Linked DNA regions of Homo sapiens: region 2 is linked to region 1. Evidence: chromatin loops called from intact Hi-C (ENCODE). Cell type or tissue: heart right ventricle. All regions are shown on one strand. Each heading gives the region's core, and the rest is flanking DNA. Links, peaks and the distances in the headings are about the cores only.

The links. A loop is a pair of places that touch in the nucleus more often than their neighbours do. Peaks named below come from ENCODE experiments on the same cell type or tissue, not always from the same donor. Only the 100,000 strongest peaks of a DNase experiment are listed, where the experiment ranks them.
Region 2: a loop joins it to region 1, with 3 times the contacts of the local background. A loop is called at or near these places in 9 of 110 quality-filtered maps.

Annotation. Positions count from the first base shown.
Region 1 is chr6:47,145,813-47,148,727 of GRCh38, reverse strand. No RefSeq gene overlaps it. Among named protein-coding and RNA genes, the nearest start is that of ADGRF1, 100 kb to the right of the region's middle. In heart right ventricle, for the core only: no CTCF peak of the experiment used is centred there; no DNase peak of the experiment used is centred there; H3K27ac peaks cover 830 bases.
Region 2 is chr6:47,246,513-47,249,427 of GRCh38, reverse strand. All of the region lies in intron 4 of TNFRSF21 (TNF receptor superfamily member 21), which reads left to right. Among named protein-coding and RNA genes, the nearest start is that of TNFRSF21, 62 kb to the left of the region's middle. In heart right ventricle, for the core only: no CTCF peak of the experiment used is centred there; DNase peaks (open chromatin) are centred at 1,796 and 2,104; H3K27ac peaks cover 2,500 bases.

The DNA.
Region 1 (2,915 bases), core at 206-2,705:
CCCATCTGTGGAATGAGGTTAGCTCTGCTAAATAGGGTTGTTCTGGGGATTGAATGAGTTGATACATGCTGTACAAGTTAGGATTCTTGGTTGCAAGCAACAGAATTCAGTTTGGATCAGCTTAGGCTAAAAAAGAATTGACTTGAAAATGGGTAACTTACAGTGTTACCCATTGAAAATGAACAATTTACAGTGTCCATCAAGACTGGTGAGGTGGGATTAGAGGCTATGTAGTCAGAAACACCTAAAATTGGATAGGAGATCTGGTCTGGGGGGTAAGGATGGGCACAGAACTTGCCCTTCTCTCAGTCCCAGGACACTAGACACTGCTGCTAGAACTCCCCCTCACTGCTGCCTCAGGAAACTGGACCCGGCTGCTAACATCCTTGCTGAAATGGAATCAGTGTGGTATCTGCTTCTTCATGCCACTGGCTTCCAAAGGAGGTGGCTCTGATGACAATATCTAAGTCACACATGGCAGGCCCTTCCTTCAAGGGAGTCCATGAGAGTATGTCTGGTGTGTATAGTGAAGAATTTCCCAATCATAAGAATGGTGTTGAAAAGTGCTGGGAGATTGAAACAAAGTGGCAAATGTTTATATACATGTATGAGTCTGCAGTTCATATTTGAGAGCAAGGTCTTTAGTTTGGCAATGAGGAGGGCATAGACACAGCGGGAAGGGGCCGCTTTTGTGGCTGTGGGCTGGTGAAACGGCTAAACATAGAGCAGTGCCTCTGGTCTCACTGATTGGGGAAAGTCGAGTTTGATTCATGTTGATGGGATTCGTTTAAACTCAGTGTTAATTTTCTTCTTCTGCAAGAGGCTGGCGACCTAGTTTTTAAGGGCAAGCAGAGGCAGCTGTATGATTAAGTCCACTAAATAATTCAGCTTGCTTTTTAACATCAGCCTAAATCCCCACTTCCATTCTTCAGGTAATCATAGCAGTATAATTCACAAATAGTGCATTGTTATACCAGCCTTGTTATAGAAAAATACTCATTTAGAATCCAGGCTGTTTCTCGTAACCAGCATCTGTTCAAAAAGAAAAAAAAAAAATCCCAAAAAACTGTTCTCCAAGAAAAGAAAGAGAAACAACCAACACCCACCTGTGATGTTTGCTTAGTGAAAAGCAAATATATTTTTCTTCTCACTCTTCCTTTTGTTAGCAAATAAATAAAGAGGGGACTGAGATTTCACATGCTGGCCTGACTCTGCAGTGACTAGAGAAGTGAGGACAATTCCCATGGGTATAATCGAATTTTTTCCTCTTTTTTTCATCGTGGTTGACCAAAGTGATTGATGGCTTTTGGTTCCTGCTTAACCTAACGCTTTCCTCTACCGACTCTCTAAACTTAACACTGTTTGAACATTCAAAGGTCAGCATAATTCTGCTTGAGGATTTGGATCCAAAGTAAAGTTTGTGTGGTTAGTTTTGCCAGCATACCCTCAGATCTGGGCTCTGTCTTGGCAGCAAGTTGAAATTTGACACATGTCTAGAGCAAATTACAAAATGGCAGTGTGACCTGCACTGTAATTCCCCAATTCCAGGCTCTCTCAGGGCACAGTAAAGTGGGTCATTTGTCTTGAGTTGGATGCTTTAGGGAAAACTTGAACTTGTCTGGGGCCCTGGCAGGTGAGGGTAATAGTTGAAGGGGAGCAGTGAATAGAAGGGAGGAAGCTTTATCAGCTGTGAAAAAAGGTGGTGTCTTGTGGTTCTTTAACAAGTCCCTACAGCCCACAGACCCTGATGGGCTGACCGGCAACACCATCTCCTACTCCCTCTAGGCACCCCATGGACTGCATCTCTTTTTCATGATTTTCCCTGCCCACCACACTGCTTCCCTGCTCTTTTAAACAAAGTTTCAGATGTTAATATTGTTAAAAAATGCAAGAGTGAGTGATGGATTCATGCTTCCCTAGGGGTAATCTGTTCTGTCAGGGGCCTCTTTTGCTGGATTTCCTTTATTAAGGATGGTGAGAATCCTCTCTTGAGCTCTGAAGCCACTCCCCACTTCTTCTACATTTTTATAAGTACAAAGGGACAGGAAGTTTCTTTGTAGCCCTCCTGGGCTCTCTATTCTCCAGGGGAGTGTAGAATGTACATGCTGTTACTCACAGGCCCTTGGGGCAGGGTTCTGTTGGACTCCTTATATCAGTGCAATAACATCTGGGAACATAAGAGCAGCTACTGTGCTGCTGCTGACAACGGATTTGTGGAAGCAACAGGAGGGCCTTCCTTCCTTCCTAGGAAGCACCTCTATGATTGCTTTTTATGTTTGAAGGAGAAGAGATGCTAGGAAAGTATTAAATGGAGGTTTACGAGCCCTTCATCATCAAATACCCTTGAGTACAAATGGCCTCATGCACTGGTTCTCAACCTTTAGTGGACATCAGACTCACCAGGGGGCTTGTTAAGACACAGAGTGCTGGGTCTTCCTCTCTGAATTTCTGATTCTGGGGTCGGTCTGGGTAGGGTCTGAGAATTTGAATTTCTAACAAGTTCCTAGGTGATGCTGATGTTGCTGGCTTGAGGACCACACTTGGAGAACTACTGTCCTGGTGCTTTGTTTCCCCAAGCCAGTTATGTGGTATAATAGAAAGACCATGGGGTTTGGGACCAGAGAGGCTTGTGTCTTATTACCTGTATGACCTTGAGCAAGTTACTTCACCTTGCTCGGGCTCAGTTCCCTCATTTGTGTTAATACACCAACCTACAAGGTAATTTACATTAAGCTCCTAAACACAGTGCTTGGCAAATGGTAGGTGTTGAAAAAAATAGTGATCTCTCGCCCCAATCACTCCTTTTCTCTCATTGCCCTGCTACCACTTAAAAAGTTACATTAAAGGGAAACATTTGTTTCCACGGCATAACCTAATCTATCCTAATAAATACACATGTTTACAGATAAAAACAC
Region 2 (2,915 bases), core at 261-2,760, 100 kb before region 1:
CCTTAGTTTTTGAAGGATAGCTGGAAATAAAATTCTAGCTTGCCAGTTATTTTCCTTTAGTCCTTTAATGCCTGGATTTAAGTTTCCCCTGCTAACCAGCAAACGAGAGGATGTGATTTTATTTTTAAATCTATATGACATAACACATTTTGTGCACAGTATTATAACAGGCACTTTGGGCAATGCAAAGATGAGTAAGACAAAGTCAATGCCATCAAGGAAGCTTACAGTTGGATGGAAGGAAGAAGTTTACACATACTTATATAATCTGAAGGAGTAAATCCAAGAGGTTGGGAGGAGGAATGTGCTGGATCGCCATCTAACCAGCCAGTAAGGCTCCGATTAGAACATCAGTATGGAGACGTGTGCCGGGTTAAATCCCTGTCCTGGCAACATAGTCATTTTAGGGACCCTGAGTAAATTACTTGGCCTCTCTGCCTCAGTTTCTTCATGAGACAATAGGAACAACATGCGTGCCTGTCCTATGGGTTACTCTGAGAATGAGGTGAGTGTGACCCACTGTAAGCATTTGTCAGATGTTGACTATTAATAGTTGCAATTATTTCCAGGCTCTGGAGGCAAGAGAGATGGAAGAATGTTCCTAACTAGCTAAAACTCATACACATAATGGGTCTTTTAGATGCTGAATACTGAGGGTCACTTAGTGTTGGGTGGGGATGTTCACCCAATTCCAGGACTGCTGAAAGCAGGTGGCCGAGCAGGAAGTGCTATCTGGGTTCAGTGCCCCAGAGCTGGAAATCCCAGCTAACTGTAGCTATGTGTTGCTTACTGCCTGAGCACATGTTCCTAGGCTGGCTGGAATGTTTTCTCTAGCAAGGGAGATAATGGTCTGCTTCCTCAATAGCTGTCAGAGAAACAAAATTGAGCAAGTGAATTTCTGGTTTTCCTTATGATTTGGTTTTCTATGTTTTTTTTTCACTCCCCCCTTTTATTTTAGAGCCTTTGTATGTGCAGAGAGACTTAACCAGTGCACTCTTTCCCTGCGCCTTGGCTAGGGTGGGAGGAAAGGAGTCTGTTTCTTCTCCTTAGGAAACCCTGGGCAAACAATTTCTCTAACTCTGAGATTTTTCCATTTAAAATGGGAATTACAGAACCTGCCCTTCACACTCTGAGTGGTTATCAAAATTAATTTTGATAATCAAATTACTGGGGGCCATACTAGAGTGAGATATTAAAGTGATGCTTTGCAGCTAGGTTCAGAAGTATTATATCTGTGGTTAGAGTTTCAGCATCCCTTCATTGCTTCATGAGAGAAAGGGGTGGAAAAAGAAATTTTATAGATACTTAAAAAATGATGGTATTAAAAACAACCACAACAATTTAAAATAATATAAATTGTTACTTTAGCTGTCTGCTTTGATCAGAGATTCACAAATGTAAAGGACTGATGTTAACCAGGAAGCGGAGTGGAGAATCAATGCTCTACTTCTTATCTCTCCTTCCATAAGATTAAGCAGATTAAAACTACACTATAATTTCACAACCAGTGGACCCACCGCCAATGTTTTGTGGTGGTTGTTGTTGATTTCTATATAATAGAATTAATTATTCTTTGTTAGGATATTTTAGTCCTTTCCAGAACCACATAGGGGACCTATGTCTCAGGAACAGAGCATTTGTGCACTTAGGCACTCTCTCTCTCTCTACTATAGTAGACTCTGTGTTGGATCCTGGATGGCTTTGCTCTGTGTAATCAACTCAGAGAATCCCAACAGCTAGAGAAGTACTGGGCCTTCTATTTTGGTGAGAGCAGCACTCCTGCCTCTGCTGCAGAGGGAACTACAGTTACTGATTTTTTGCTTACCAGCTGCAGGATGCAGCTGTCCTTATCTACGGGTCTGACTGAGACCAGCTATTTTCAGAAATTTAATACAGTGAGGACGAGTTGAAGCAAATACCAGCTGTACATTAACTGTTGACTTTTTGGCTATTCAAATTAGTCTTTGTCATTAATTTTCCAATTTGTCATCTCTTAGAAATTAGGGATCTTGTCCTAAGACCTGAGGACCTAAGGTAACAGCTAAACTTGCATGTATCTAGCAGCTGCCCTCTGCTGTGTTACTGCAGCATGGAGGGTTATTTAAGGTCAAGTTACTTAATTCATGGGGTGTGACTGCAGGCTCTGGGGAACTTCTGGGGTGGTGAGGAGAAGAGGACATTATAAAGGGATTGCTGACACACATAGAACCAGGAACATTTAGTGATGCTTGTGTTTAAAGTTGTCATTGCGCACAAAGGAGCAATGTTTATAAATAGGCTTTAGATTTTTAATGACATTTCAGGCTGTTCTATTTATTATCATAGTCCAAAGTTTCATTCAGTTAGTTGACAACCTTTTGTCAAACACCAGCTGTGAGCCTGGTACTGGATAAAGAAGAAAAGTGGTCAATGCCTTTCAATAACTCACTTGTGGTGATGGAGACACGTGTGCAAATAATTATAATTCAGTGGGATAAGCAAATGTTATAATAGAAGTGTGCATGAGGAATTATAAGCATCAGGGTGAAGAAGTACTCAACCTGCCAAAAAAATACATAGAAAGCTAGAGCAGATATATATTTGTCCATTTGAAAGTCACTTAAAAAAATCAGACTAGTTTTTTTTCAAGACTATATTTTGGTCTTCTTTCCTGAAACTTTCACATTTGGTTTCTGCCTAGGAAGCCCCACCTGCTTTTTCATATTAAGGGCTTCTCAAATCTTTGACTCTGCAAAGAACGTCTGTTTTACTTACATCCTTGTTTTGCTCAGTAGCAAGCTTTTTAGAAACCCTTAACTGTTCTGTAATATTTAAGGTATAGAAATAAGGTTTTAATATCCCAGTTCATGTCACGTGCTAGATATTGAACTTTGAATCTCCAGGAACTACTAGAAGGAACTGACAAATTCAAGAAT